Regions from separate parts of the Homo sapiens genome. Here region 1 is linked to region 2. A link is a loop called in an ENCODE intact Hi-C map of the cell type or tissue named here. Cell type or tissue: HCT116. All regions are shown on one strand. Each heading gives the region's core, and the rest is flanking DNA. Links, peaks and the distances in the headings are about the cores only.

The links. Peaks named below come from ENCODE experiments on the same cell type or tissue, not always from the same donor. Only the 100,000 strongest peaks of a DNase experiment are listed, where the experiment ranks them.
Region 1: a loop joins it to region 2, with 8 times the contacts of the local background. A loop is called at or near these places in 6 of 110 quality-filtered maps.

Annotation. Positions count from the first base shown.
Region 1 is chr9:121,717,764-121,724,918 of GRCh38, reverse strand. The region is part of intron 3 of DAB2IP (DAB2 interacting protein); the gene reads right to left. Among named protein-coding and RNA genes, the nearest start is that of DAB2IP, 70 kb to the right of the region's middle. RefSeq lists enhancers at 4,199-4,726, 6,204-6,801. In HCT116, for the core only: a CTCF peak has its summit at 3,750 (motif pointing left); no DNase peak of the experiment used is centred there; H3K27ac peaks cover 599 bases.
Region 2 is chr9:121,989,824-121,996,978 of GRCh38, reverse strand. The region is part of intron 3 of TTLL11 (tubulin tyrosine ligase like 11); the gene reads left to right. Among named protein-coding and RNA genes, the nearest start is that of TTLL11, 100 kb to the left of the region's middle. In HCT116, for the core only: a CTCF peak has its summit at 4,142 (motif pointing right); a DNase peak (open chromatin) is centred at 4,198.

The DNA of each region.
Region 1 (7,155 bases), core at 1,422-6,421, 270 kb after region 2:
CCCTCCTTGGCCTCACCCCTCAATCCCCAGGGTAAAATCCTACCCACCTTTTTGGGCCCCCTCCCATTCCTGTCCATCCTAGATTCTGGGGAGGTGGGAGTGTCTACTGGCTGAGACAGGGCTCAGAGGCCACAGACACTGGGCTAAAATCCTGGTTCTGTCCCGCTGCAGCTGTATGACATTGGGCTAGTCAATCCACCTCTTCTTTGAGTCTAGTTTCCCCATCTGTAAAATGTAGACAGCAATGTGTCCACATTATGGGGTACAATTAAATGTTTGTTTGTTCATTCACCAACTTTCTGTCAGGCCCGATTCTAGGTGCCAGAGACACATCAGGGTACAAGACATAAATGTTCTACTTGCATGTGGCGTACAGTCTAGAGTGTGGGAAAAGTACACGAAGTATGTAACAACATCAGGTGAACTCAACAGCTAGAGACAAATGCAGAGCCAGGTCCTGGCTAGAGGATGGGAGGGGGCTGTGTTTGACCGGGTGGTTGGATTCACACTTGAATGAAGTGGGGCAGCAAGCCACACAGGTATCTGAACAAAGAATGTTCCAGGAAGAGAAGAAGAGGGAACAAGGACAAAGATGTATGCTGGAGCACTCGTGGGGCAGGGAACGGGGAGGGGTGGGGGAAGTGCAACTGGAAAGGTAGTCAGGTGCTCCCCATTCAGGGTCCACAGGAAGGAACCTGAGTCATAACAAGTGAGTCCTGGGCAGAGAACTGACTGAAAGGGGAGCAAGTCTAGGGCTCGGTGCAGGGTCCAGTGGGGAGCCATGACGGCAGGGCACACAGCACACAGTGAGGGTGTGTCACCTCAAGCGCCAGCATGAGGGAATCCTCAGTAAACAATCCCCCATGTTGTCCCTGTCACTATCCTCGTTACCATCAACATCCTCATCATCCCCAACATGGGCCCAGGCTCTGCTGCTCCCAAGGCAGAAAGACTGTCAGGCAGACTCTCAGAGAAGCCCTGGGAGGTGGGCAGGGCTCTCTGCCCCATTTGACTGATGATGAAGTACCTTGATCAAGGTCCCCCAGCAGCAGTGGGCAGGGCCAAGGTGCCTTAAGCCAGTGCTCCACCCCGAGTGGGCTCACCAGCCTAAGTAGACAAATCTTCACCATGCACCCTCCTCTCCGCCCTACCCCCTGGGCCCAATCCTCAACCAGCTCTGTGTCTTCATCCACACAGGGCCTCTAGGGGAAAACACTGTACTCTAAATGAAACAACAGCTCCAAGTGTCTGCATTGCACAGATGTCAGTTCTTTCCCATCCAGTTCTTTGCTTACTGAGCAGGAGGTGCTGCAAGACCCATCAGGTGAAACCAGGGTGGGGAGAGTTCCTCCCAATCTTAGCTTACAATCCACTTCCTCCAGGGCTCCCCTGAGCCCAGACCACACTCCTCCCTGGACCTGGTTCCTGGCTGTCCCTTGTTCTGAGCAGCAGGGAGAACCTGAGGTAGAGACAGTTTCATCAGGGGTGGCAGGCACCTCTCCCACCTGACTGGGAGCTCCTCCAGGGAGGCAGGGACTGCAGCTGATTCCTGTCTCTGTCCCCAGGGCCAGGCACAGGTGAGCAAAAACAGAAATAACTCAATCCCGAGGATCCCTTGGGGGAGCCCTGTGTGCTCTCGAAGTCCTCAGCCAGCCAGCCTGCTTGTTGCCTCCCTCTCTGCTGGCTGAGGCAGCCCACGGCCTGAGTCTGTGTGGCACTGCTGGGAAAAGACCATGCCCTCTTCCTTCCAGAGCCACAGACTCCGTCCATGGAGGGCCACCCAGCACCATAGCTATGGGACTAAAGGCTGTGGGTGCTGGGAGAGAGGGCTCTGGGCCATGGCAGCTAGGCTCCCTCAGTCCTTCTGCAGGCCAAGGAAGCAGGAGCATGCTGGGTGGCCTGTTCCAGGCACAGGGACGTGGATAAGATCATTTCATTGGCCACAGAAAAAAGTCTGCAGAAAAAGTCCCCGACCAACAGTCCACCGTGGCTTTTGGTGGAGTAAGAGATTCTATGGTGGGAGTGGCATAGAAGTTTTGTTACTTTTTGCTTTATAGTGCCTGGAATTTGGTACTCTATACTTGCAATTTTTTTAACTTATCTTGTTTTGAAACATAGTCTCATTATATTGCCCAGGCTAGACTCAAACTCCTGGGCTCAAAGGATACTCCTGCCTCAGCCTCCCAGGTAGGCCTGCAGTCATAACTTCCCTTTTTCTGTTTCTTCCCCCTGTCTGTCACTCCCCCTATGATCCACACTTGAGTTTCTTCTTCAAACCCACTGGCTGTCTGTGTGGCTGTCTACTCTACCAGTCAGTGGGAGCCCTGGGTTTCAGTCCCCTCTCTGGCCCAAGGCCCTGCATACAGCAGGGGCTCAATGAAAGTTTCCTGGGCAAATCTCTGGGACAATCTGAAGGACCATTTCTGCAGGTGATCATTTAGAAGAAACTCAAATATGGATCATGGGGGGAGTGGCAGACGGGGAGAAACTGAGAAAAAGGGAGGAGTCATAACTGCAGGCCCCGAACAGGAAGACACCCAAACAGGCTTTGGCCAGAGCCGTTCAAACCCTCTGAACAATGCAGGACTCCTGCAGGGGAGGAACAGGAAGAGGAGAAGGGAAGAGCCCCTTTCCAAGGGTTTTTAGGTGTTCTTGCGAAAGCCCTCCTGGCCCAGCCCAGAACCTGAAGGAGCTGCAGGAGAGCAAATGCAAATGGCAGGGGAGGTCACATGCATGCATGGACAACGGAGAGATCGACAGCCCCCATTCCATAGCTTTCCTGGAGATGAGGATCGTGTGTCCTGGAGGTTTCTCTTAAATACTCATGACCCTTCTTCCTTGAGCTCCTGCCTGGCCAAAGCCTCATTTATGTGACGGTGTTGGGTAAACGCTGCTGACTGGAGGGATGGACACAGCTGGAGGCTCTCAGGGCAGCCTGGGTCAGGCCTGCAGCACATCTGCACGTCCAGGGCATGCAAGGATTCCATGACTGGGCGGGGCCCCATCAGTTCCGCCCCTCACTTCCCAGTTCCCAGCTGCCCTGAAAATGCTCAGGCAGATTCCCACCACCACCCCTCTGTCCAGGTGCCCCCTCCCCAGGAAGACCTTGCCTATTGCCCTCTGCCCATCTGGGTTTTATCCAACCTTTAAGATAAAGGTCTTTAACTAAAGAGTATGAGCTGTATTTGGTCAACATTCATGTTTTGTTTAGCCCACACAGTGTTGACATTTTTAAGTTTTGAATCAAATGCCAACATTTAAAGATGTGAAATTTTAAAATGTCACAAAAAAACCTCTAGATTTTTGGCTTCTCTTATAAATCCAAAGGCCTGCCACCAAATGCCCAGTGCCATGGTGCAGGGGCTGCTGCCCCCCTTAGCAGAACATGTACTCTCCAGATGGACACAGATGCCACTACAGTGGTGGACTGTCACAACAGGCAGGACATGGCAGGACCCACAACACATCAATCCTTCTCCCAGGATCCCACTCAGTGCCTGGCACACAGCAGGGACTTGCTTATTGTTTGTGGAATAAGGAATAAATACACAGCCCTTCACGGTGCCCAGGATTTCCTGAGTGCTATGCTGCTTCCCTGAGAGACTCCCACAGCAGGGACAGAACAATGCCCTTCCTTCCTGGGGTCCTGGTCCCACAGCTGGGCACACCTGCAGCAAGACACTGGGGTGAGCCTTCAGGCTGCATCCAGATCTCCCTATTGTTATTTGATCTTTACATCAGAAGCTGTGCCACCTAGAGCCCAACCAAAGTAAGAGCAGTGATCCTGGCACCTTCCTGCCTTCTAAAAAAGGTGGCCGGATTCCTCCCCAGCCCATGGACAGTGATCCCCAGGACTTCTGTTAAACTGAAAAGGAGAAATTTGGCAGCAATAACTCACAAAGCCAAGGTTTCCTCAATGCTCGCCTGCAGGAGGTCTGCCCCTCTTTGAAGCTGGTAACCAACTCTTCCCTTTTTCTTTCGAGTAAATGAAACCCCACAGGGTTTTCAAGGTCAGAGTGGCATTGGCAGGAAGGGTTCTCTTTGTTCTCCTGCCTCTGACTTACCCCAGACACAGACAATTGTCCCCAGCAACCAGGTCCTTGGTAGTGGAAGAGGAGGCCCCTGCTCCTGCTGGGTGGAGCCCTGAGGATGAGCCAGGTGCCTACTGCAGCCCCCAGGAGCCCTGCTTCCTGGGATACGGATTCTCTGTTGGCCTGGCTTCCCTGCCAGCCAGGGTGCTCTATCTCTTGCTTGCAGGGGTTGGAAAGAAACAGCTGTCAGCCTCCAGGGTGTGCTCACTGCCCAGGGAGCAGGGAGTGGGCAGTGGCTGGGGCTGGTTCTGCCCCTCCCTGGCTGACAGATGTGACCTGAGGCTACAGCCCTCCTCTTCCTAAGCTTCAGTTTCCTTGTTTGGAAAACAGGGAAATAAATACCTGATCTGAGACAATCAGACTCCTAAGGGGACTGGGAGGAGCTCTGTGAATCATAAAGTGCCATGCCGAAGTTAATTATTCCAGGGCCTGGCACAGCACCCGGCACGCAGTAGGTGCTCAATGTATCGTTCATGGTACAAACATTTACTGGGCACCTGTGCTGGGCCAGGCTGTATGCTAGGTGCCAGAGGCCCAGAGAGGAGGCCTGGGCCCGGTCCACAGGAGATCTGCCACTCAATGAGGCACACAGACAACTGCCACACCCTGAGAACTGCAAGGAAGTAAGGACCGAAATGCTACAGGACCCAGACACGGGGTGAGGGGCTCAGGTCTTACAAGAGCCCCACCTTTTGGCTGCTGGGCAACAGAGGCCAGAGTTGGAGCTGCCCAGCTGTAGGCTGCCTGGCATCCTACCCATTTTCCAATAGGGCCTAGTTGAAGAGAGTTGCCAGGCTTGGTGAACAATCTGGTTCACTGAAGGTGTCTATGTGCACCTGGACACATGCCTAGGACCTAACAATGAACCTTGTGGGCCATACACTCTCTTAGTGGCCCCCACACCTGCTTGGGGAGTAGACTACAGGGCCCCTGCCCTGAGAGGAGCTGCCACCCCATCCCAAACAGGTGGTGGCCACCAGAGGACTTGAGAGTCATGTTGCTGGTGGTTCACATTTTGGCTCTGCCTCTTACTAGCCCATGAGACCTTGGTCAAGCCACCAAACCTCTCTGCATCTGGTTTCCCCATCTCTAAAACAAGCACACCTCTCAGGTCACTGTAAGCACTAAGAGATGAAGCACCTGGCACAAAGGGATGCTTATCCTTGGGCCCTCCCTCCCCCAGTCTAATCTGGCACATACACGGGTCTGGGCCAAGCCTCTAACCAGCTCACCTTCTCTATCTCTGCCTCTCCTTAATGCTGGCTCCTGCCCTTCCCAATGATTTCTCACTCTCCCGATGCTCCAGGCCCTTTCCCACCTCTCACTGCAGTCTCAATGACTGTCCCAGGAAGAGAGTAAGGTTTTCATCCTCTGAGCACTAGGCTCATGGGGTTCCCTCTGCCTAAATGCCCTTCCCTGCCTTGGTTATGTGATGAACCCATCCTCTTTCAAGCCTTAACTCCTGTCACTTCTTCTGTGAAGTCCTCCCGGATTCCTTGAGAGATGGCCCGACTCCTTCCCCAACCCCCAGCAGAGAGGCACAGAAGCAGCAGGCCAGGGTCTCCAACTTCTTACGTGTCCTTGGGTACATCCCCTCCTCATTCCTGGCCTCAGCTGCCCATCTGTAAAGGGATCACTATGACTTCTCATCCTAAGGCCTTGCGAATGGGCTTGGTCATGTGCTCCACTTTGCAGGGAGTAAGGGGACCATAGCCAGGTTTGCCCGGAGGTTCTGAGGAGCTATGAAGGAGCTAGATTCTTGCTTTGTTCTACCAGTGAGGGCAGGACATGTATATGTCAAGAGATCCCATCCAGTGCCCTCATGAAGCACCCCCTTGCTACCAGGTGGAGTGGACCCAAAAGTGAAGCACAGAAATCAGGCACAAAAAATGAGGAGCAAAGTGAAGGCCTTGAAGTCCGCCTAGGACTGGGGGAGGGGGAGCAGAGCCAGCTTTAAGCAGAAGGAGCTAGGATCTGAAAGACAGGTATGATCAAAGTAGGAATCACAGGGGAAAGAGAAGGCAGCATTCCAGAGAGAGGACACAACACGAGCCGGGGAACTCCATGACACAATCCCGGTTAACTCATCTCCTGCGCTTGCTCTTCGCCAGGTGCTGCTAAGCATTTAGCTGCAAATCCCATTCATTCCTCTTGACAATGCCATGAACTGATACTATCCCCCATTTTGCAGAGTTAGCTAAGTTCTCTAAAGTCACAGCTGACAAGCGGCAGAGCTGGAATTTCAACCCAGCATTTGCCTGCAGTGTCCTGTGGGTCAAGAGAGGAGACCAGGGCCTGGTGGCTCAGGGGAGTGGGTGATGCAGTGTAAGGACTCGAGTCTGGAGACTCCCGAGGGACTTGTTAAGACCTCGAAGTCGGGTTTTGTTGTCCCTGCAGATAGATCTTGAATGGCACCAAGCCCATCCCAGCGTATGTTGATGACATCCCTTGGGCGTGACCTCACCCACACATGGGGGTGTGCAAGCAGAGTCCGAGGACCCCCGCCCACGCCTCCCTTGCACCATCTGCCTGAACGCTGCCTGAGCTGCTGCGAGCAGCCAGTGAGTGAGTGAGTGAGCCTTGGAGGGCGTGAGGGAGCTGGGAGAAGGCAGCCAGTCAGGAGCCGCGGCTGCCGGCAGCCACACAGACAGGCTGGCGCAGAGCTGTTGCCAGGGCAGGCAGGAGAGTCTGCCTTCACAGGCAGAGGGACTGAGGATGGGTCGCTCTCTCCTGGGCCACCAGCATGTCCATCCAGGGCCTCCCCACCAAGAGCCTGGCCATTCTGAAACCTCGACACATAAGGACAGCAGCCCCACAGGGAGACCACCAGCAAGGAAAGCCATCGAGACAGAAGGCATGGTCACACCTGACATGCCGGAAACAAGACTGTCATAACGCGGCCCAAACAGGGACCTTGGCTGGGGGCTAGAGGCTTCTGGGCCAGGAGTTTCAACAACCCAGGCTCAGCTTGCAGGACACCCATCACTGTGTGGTACCTGCCCTCCCCCTGGACCAGGAACAGCAGGAAGTCCAGGACTGGAGGGGGAGGGGAAGAGAGAAAGAA
Region 2 (7,155 bases), core at 1,503-6,502:
CATCTTCAAAGAAAGGGCAGCGTGGCCCAGAACTGACGCTTTACTTCCGCCTTCTAGCTAGATGACTGTAGATTTCTCACTGGACTCTCTGGGCCTCAATTTCCTCATTCTCCATAGAGTGGAGAGTTGGCAATTACATAAAGTAATATCTTTGCAGAGCATCAAAATTTATAATAGCAGCAAACAAATGTGTTCAGAACGAGAATGAAAGAGAGTACTTATTCCAAGGTTTCTTCTGAAAGATTTCTTCAGATCCCTGAATTAATTATGGTAGAAAGAGCTTAGGGTTGGATATCAGAAGATTTAATGTATTATTTAGGTTGGTGCAAAAGTAATTGTGGTTTTCACATACTTTCCCTAATAGTTCTGGTTCTGCTACTAGCTGTGTGGCCTTGGGCAAGTCTCCTTGCCCCTTGGCCTCAGTTTCTTTGTTTATAAAGTGTGTACGTGTGCATGTGTGTGCATGTGCTCGCATGTGTGTACTCTATACATGTGTGTGCATGTGTGTGTGTGTCTGTGTGTGTGTGTAGTGATGATTCCTTCCTGGACCTCAAAGGGCTGGTCATGAAGATATGGGGAAGCTCAATATGGAGAAGGACTTTGGGAAGGAAAAGATGTCTGTATAGAGGGTTGCAGGCCAGTTCTCAGAGGGAACTTCCCAAGGGACCATAGATGATGGGCAGGAGCTTTACAGGCAAAGAAAGGGCAGGAGGTCGGTGGAGGTCCAGGGAAAGCCGGTGTAAAGGCATAGAGGTGAGAGAGGACAGGAGGGAAGGGCAGGAAGTGAGACTGCCAGGGTGCATTGGTGCTGGCTGCCAAGGAAGGGAGGACCATCCAGGCCACTCGAGGAGTGCATGCAGGGGGTCAGCCCCAAATCCTCAGGGGTAATCGATGCCACTGCCCCAGTAAACTCAGGATACTCATCAGTGATAAGCCGAACAGGGTGCTTTCTTTGCTGCTTAGATTTTCTTAACTGGAACTCTTCAAAAGCCAGGGAGTGCTGAAAATGTTTGCCTGCACAGTGGCAGGCACTACTTCTCACGGGCCCGTGGTTCCCGCGCTCACCACGGAGCTTGAGAGGTCTGTTCGGATACCTGTGCTCCAGTTCGAGGTATGCGCCATCTGAGTTTAGAGTCTGAGTCTCATCCCTGTCGGACAGCAGCTCTTATTCTTTCCAAGCTTGGGAGAGTTGTTGTATCAGAATTAATCATCTGTAGGAGATATCGGACAACCTGGCCTGGTTCCGATGAACAGTAGAGGGCTTGCGGGATATTATAAAGTCCTAAATTAGCTCTGTCTGGAGTCGTGCAAATAATACTCATTAGATGAAGTGAATTCCTCCTCTCCTTGTCCCCACTTTCCTTCAATGAGACCTGCTCCTCTCCCTGTAGTCCCTAAATCTGTTAATGGTAACATCACCCCTCCCAAAATTGCTGAAGTCCCAAACCGTGAGCTCACCCATGACCCTTTCCTCTCTCGCCTTTCACATCTGTCCAGTCACCAGGTGCCCTGATTCTACCTCTTCTCTCAGCTCCCTATTTCAACCGCATTGTCCCTGCCCCAGCTCAGGCCTTTGGACCTTTGATAGCCTCGGGTCCTTCCTACACCTGGTTTCATTCCTTCCAAACTATCTTCCTCCTGGGTGCCCTGGTGATGCGTGGATGCATGTCCCTCGCCAGTTGAAACTCCATCCTTCGCCTGCAGATCGAGTATAAATACAGGGTGTTTGGGGTCTGTTCTGCCCGTTCCAGCCTCTGGCTCCCAGGTGCCCTCTTCTTCCTCTCTATCCTGTCTCTGGATAATCTGGCCCATTGCGAGGGCCTTGGCCATCCTTGGGGGCCTGACGACCCCAGATCTCTCTCCCAAGCTCCAGACACATTTCCCAGGGACCACAAACCTCTCTAGGTGCGTGCCCTCCAGGGTCCTCTGTGCAGCTCATCATCTTCCCACTGCCTCCCCTCTGCCTTTCCTCATTCCCTTATATTCCCTGTGACTACCTAGACATAGGGGGATTATCCTTTATGTTCCTGTCTCTCTCTCCCAGTCATCCAGTTTTGTTGATTTTAGCTCCAAAATATTTCCCAAACCTCTGTCCTTCCCTCTGACTCCACTGCAGCCTCAGTTTGGACTTTTCCTGTCTGCCCCAGACCATCCAACCACTTGGGTAAATTTTCTATGTGACAGCCTGAGGCATCATCCCATAATACACATCTAATTAAGTTGCTTTCTTCTCAAAACCTTTCAGGGAGTCCCCATCATTTTAGGACATTGCTCAAACTCTAAACCAACATTCAAGGGCCTTCCCTATGAGACTCTTACTTCCTAGCTAGGCCTGATCTTCCTCCATCCCCTTCTCATACATCTCTCATTCATTCTGGCATGGGCTCTGGAATCTGCCTGCCTGGGTTCAAATCCTGCCTTTGTGACCTATTGGCTGTGTAATCTTTGACAAATTACTTGACATCTCTGGGCCTCCCTCTCCCTATCTGTAAAATAGGATTGTTGTGAGGATTAAGTGAGATAATACCTCCAAAGTGCTTAGAACAGTGCCTGACCCATAATAAGTGCTCAGTAAGCGTGTGCTAATGTTATTATTATTATTCGTGGTGGTGGTATTATCTGGCCCCTGCCAATCTCACTAGTGGGATTTCCATGTGCATACCCCCTCCACCTCTTATGTTCTCCAGCCGTCGGAACTATCTACAGTTTCCCAGAAGTGTCCTGCCCGCTCCTGCCTTCATAACCCCCCACCGAAGCAGCACATCATCTGCCCAGGTCCTTCCTTTCTGCCCCACTGCTCTGTCTCCCACTCTGCCCCAACAGGCCATTCTTGCCCTTTCCATCTGGCCCTAGGTGACCTCACTGCAGACTGCCTTCCATCTTAAGTGGACTCAGAAATTGCCCTGAACATTGAGGTAGGAATTTGCCCTGGGTACCAGGCTCATATCCCTGAGGCTGGCAGGGGCTGGCCCTGCCTCCTGTCTGGCATGCACCGTGTGACACTGATTTTGTCTACCAGAGGCTTGTTTTTGCCTGAGATCTGTAGCGTGTACCTGTGACATCAAAGGTCTGAGTTGCTAAGATTGGATGCAAATCCACCTGAGTGACAAAGGACTGCCCTAACTGGTTTTGACTTCCCCAGTATTGCAGACACAGTATTTCTTCAGAAATTGGCCTCTTACCTGCCCCTCATTGCTAATAATGTTTTGTGGCTTGATATTCTAGTTGCTGAATTTCTCCCTCCAAACATTTTAGCTTGCTTCCTCCAAATGCCCTGCTGATTTCCTCAAATGCATCATAAATCTCAGACCCAAATCTCCTCCTCTTATAGATCATCCCAATGTGCTGATCCCAACAGCACAGCAGGAACTCTCCGACGTGATGAATGCCACTTGTGTGTTTGTAACGCAGCCTTCGACTGTGGTGATATCAAGATAAATCATGGTTCAGCATTTGCTCGCTGGCGGAAGCCAGGGACCTTAGTCTGACCCCTTTATTTTATAGGTGACTACAACAAAGCCCAGAAAGTTAGGTGACTTTCTCGAGGTCACACAGTCAGAAACAATTGGGACTAAAATCCAGATTTTCTGTTTTTCACTATAGTACTATCTCTAACTTACCAAAAGCTATGACTTAAAAAAATTAAAAATTAATCTTAAAATTTTGGTAAAATATACATGACAAGATTTACCAGATTAACCATTTTTAAATGTACATTGTATGTATGTTAAGTGTACAGTGGCATTAAGTACATTCACATTTTTGTACAACTATCATCCATGTCCAGAACTTATTTTATCTTGCAAAACTGAAACTCTGTACCCAATAATCATTAATTCTCCATTCCCTCCCACCCCAGCCCTGGAAAACACCATTGTAATTTCTGTCTCTATGAATTTGACTGCTCTAGGTACCTCATATAAGTGCATTCTTACTTACAGTATTTGTCTTTTTGGGTCTAGTTTATTTCACTTAGCATAGTATCCTCAGGATGCATCCATTTTGTGCCATGTGTGAGAATTTCTTTCCTTCTTAAGGCTGAATAATATTTCATTTGTAGTGGTGTTTCTTTAAGACCATTTTAATGTCTTAGTAGAGTATCTTACTGCTCAGTAGTGTTGGAATTTTGAACGGGGTGACTTTCCCAGTAGCGGTTTCTAAATGTCCACTAGGGGGCAGTAAAAGCCACATAAAGTTTTCAGTAGGCCCGCGGAGTGCCAGGCAATTAGGCCACCACCTCCTCTGTGTATCTCTTTCAGCCATCCGTGTATACCGTTACAAGGTAATGGATTTCAGGTCCAACAGCAGGTTTGGATAAAACTAGAGATACCATCAGTTGTAGCATAAGCGCGAGTCTTCCTCACACTCCAGCTAACACCAGTGCAGAATACTTCATTCAATATGTTGGTTTCAGATGGTATTTTTATTTAATTCACTTAGTCTAGTGATTCTCAGACAGAGTGCTCATCAGAATCACCTGCGGTGATTTTTCCAGAATACACATGCCCAGGTCTCATCTCAGATCGATTAAATCAGAATTGCTGAGGCTGGGGCCCAGGAATATCGATGATATTTTCATTCTGGTCCATGACTTCTTTTTAAGAGCCAACGTGTTACTTTTTAACTTTAATAACTGCTGGGAAAGGGTCATTCTTGAATAAACCTCAGAGGAGAGTGAATATGAATTCTGAAAAATGTTTCTCTTTTTAGGGTAGTAGTGGCGGAAGGGTCTGGTGGCTATGGGAACCACGTTCTGAACAATTGTGAGGGTTTCCTGTAAATCACACCTGCGCTTTAACAAGCAAGGAACCCAGACAGAAGATTTGAAACTGGGGCAGTCTGGCCAACTCAGGATCTACAGATATAGTTCCTGGATGGCCATACTCAGGGCCAAAATCTTTAGGGTGAGGCCAGAGTACAGACCTCAGTGCTGTCTGATACATTAGGAGGATCTTTCCTACAGTAAGCGGAGGAACAAGAGATCTTCAGTTTTATCTTAGAGGCAAAAATGGCACCGCAAACTTGAGGTGGGGTCGGGAGACCTCAGTTCTCATCCTGACCATACTGCCAGCCAGTTGTGGGACCCAAGGGAAGTCACGTCACCTCTCTGAGCCTCCGTTTCCCCCTTGACTTTTGAGAGTACTGGGTGATGATGATCCCTGAGGATTCTTCTAGTTCTAAAAATTCAATGATTCTATGAGTATTAATAATCTTGATTTGTATGGCACTATTCTGGCAAAGAGCAGAAGTATTCAGGAATCCAATGAGTGACGGAGACTATTGACCAGGTAGTTTAATTTATTTAAGGCATATACATGGAATTCAAAGGAGAAAATATTGCTCTGGATAATATATTGAACTGTTAGTGTCTTCGGCATAGCAAAAGCTTTCCAGAGGGAAAAATTTCCCATCAGTGCAAACTTGACATTTTTCACTTCCTGGTCCATAACTGCCATTTGTCCAGCACACTTATATTTACTGTAAAGGGCCAAGTGTACGAATGCTTTGGTTGAATATTAAATAACTACATAAACGTCAAGGTCACAGTTGCAAGAAAGCCTCAGTGGAAGGCCCTGGGAGGCTTGCATTGATCTCTTGTGAAGTTCCATTCTCGGATCCTGCTGACAAGGGGAAACAATTGATGTGGACCATTATTAAGGCTTTAAGTGTTTCTCCATTGTTAAAGATCTTTTACAAGCCCAGAATAAGTGATAGTGCCCAAGGAATTGGCAAAAGCTTTATTTAGAAATATAGGCTGGTCAAAGAGATAAGCGCAAGGCACAAGCCAGAGTGCAGATGTCCTGGCTTGGGCTTACACAGCAAAGGTGGAGAGCTGAGAGGAGTCTGTCACTGGGGCACCCACCAACTCAGCCTGCCAGGCACTGCTGTCAGATTTCAGAGGGGAACTTTCACACCAGAAGCTGCAGAGAGCATGGATCCCTCTTTCAAATCCACCCTTACATTTCCTCCAGCTTCTCTCTGCTTGTGAAAACCTCCTCTCCTGCCATTTCAGTCCATCCGCTCTCCATAGCTGCAGGAAGCACCTCACCAGCATCAGGGGCAATGGGGCGAGGATGAATTATGCAGACCCACAGGTCCAGATCGACTATCTGGACTGGTCAAGTGCCTGGATAGTTAATTATGTGAGTGTTCTGCTGACCTGGAGCTGGGAGGAGAGCAAATACTGTGGACGACGGGATCTTGTTTCAAAAAGATCTCAACAGATGGAAGGATTGGTCAGGTCTACCAGATGAACTTTAGAAGGGATGTAAACATAAAACAAACATTTCCTGTGCACTAGCTCAGCTCTGTGTTTGGTGTTGCGCTTGGCCCTTTGTACGTTTTAGTTTATTTCATCCTTACAACGACACAGTGAGGGTAGGTGTCTATATCCCCATTTTTAAAGTGAGGAAACCAAGACATGGTAGGATAGAGGAAGGTCCAAGGGCTTCAGTCATCAATCTAGATTCCAATCCCAATTCTGCCCCCGCGTTAGCTGGCAAGTCACTTCATCTTCTAAAAAGAGTGACAGCCAGGCTTTGGATTGTCTTTTATTTCTCAGGTTCTAGGTCCTTAGCCTCTTGCATTTATGATTGCATTTAATCCTCAAAACAACCTTTCTCCTATTTCACAGATGGAAAGGGTGTAGATAACTTAAGTCACTTGTCCAAGGCTGCAGGGTAAGGAGCAGGGCCAGTGTCTGAGCCCAGGCCATCTGACTCCAACACCCATGCCCTCAGCAACTGCTGTACCCTCTCTGTTCCTGACATAAAAAGACACAACCATATTTTCTGTGAGGGTTAGATGAGCTAATTAGGTAAGTGCCTGATATAGTGCCTGGCATTTCACAGGCGCTCATAAATGATATTAGCTCACCATCATTATCATTCTCAGCACTATTATTAGTTATATGACCTGTTCAAAGTGGTAGCTAATAACTGGCGAAACAGGATTTGAACCCAGGTCTTGTGACTGCCAGTCCACTACACTCTCCACCTCGCTCTGGAGCACAAGACTGGGGACAGTCCTGATGTCACCATCTCAGTACCTTGTGCAGTGTCATCTCCATGGAAGATGCTCAGCCCCTGCTCAGATCGGCAGGGATCATCTTGTCACTCATTCACCACACATTTGCTAAGGCCTTGCTCTGTGTTA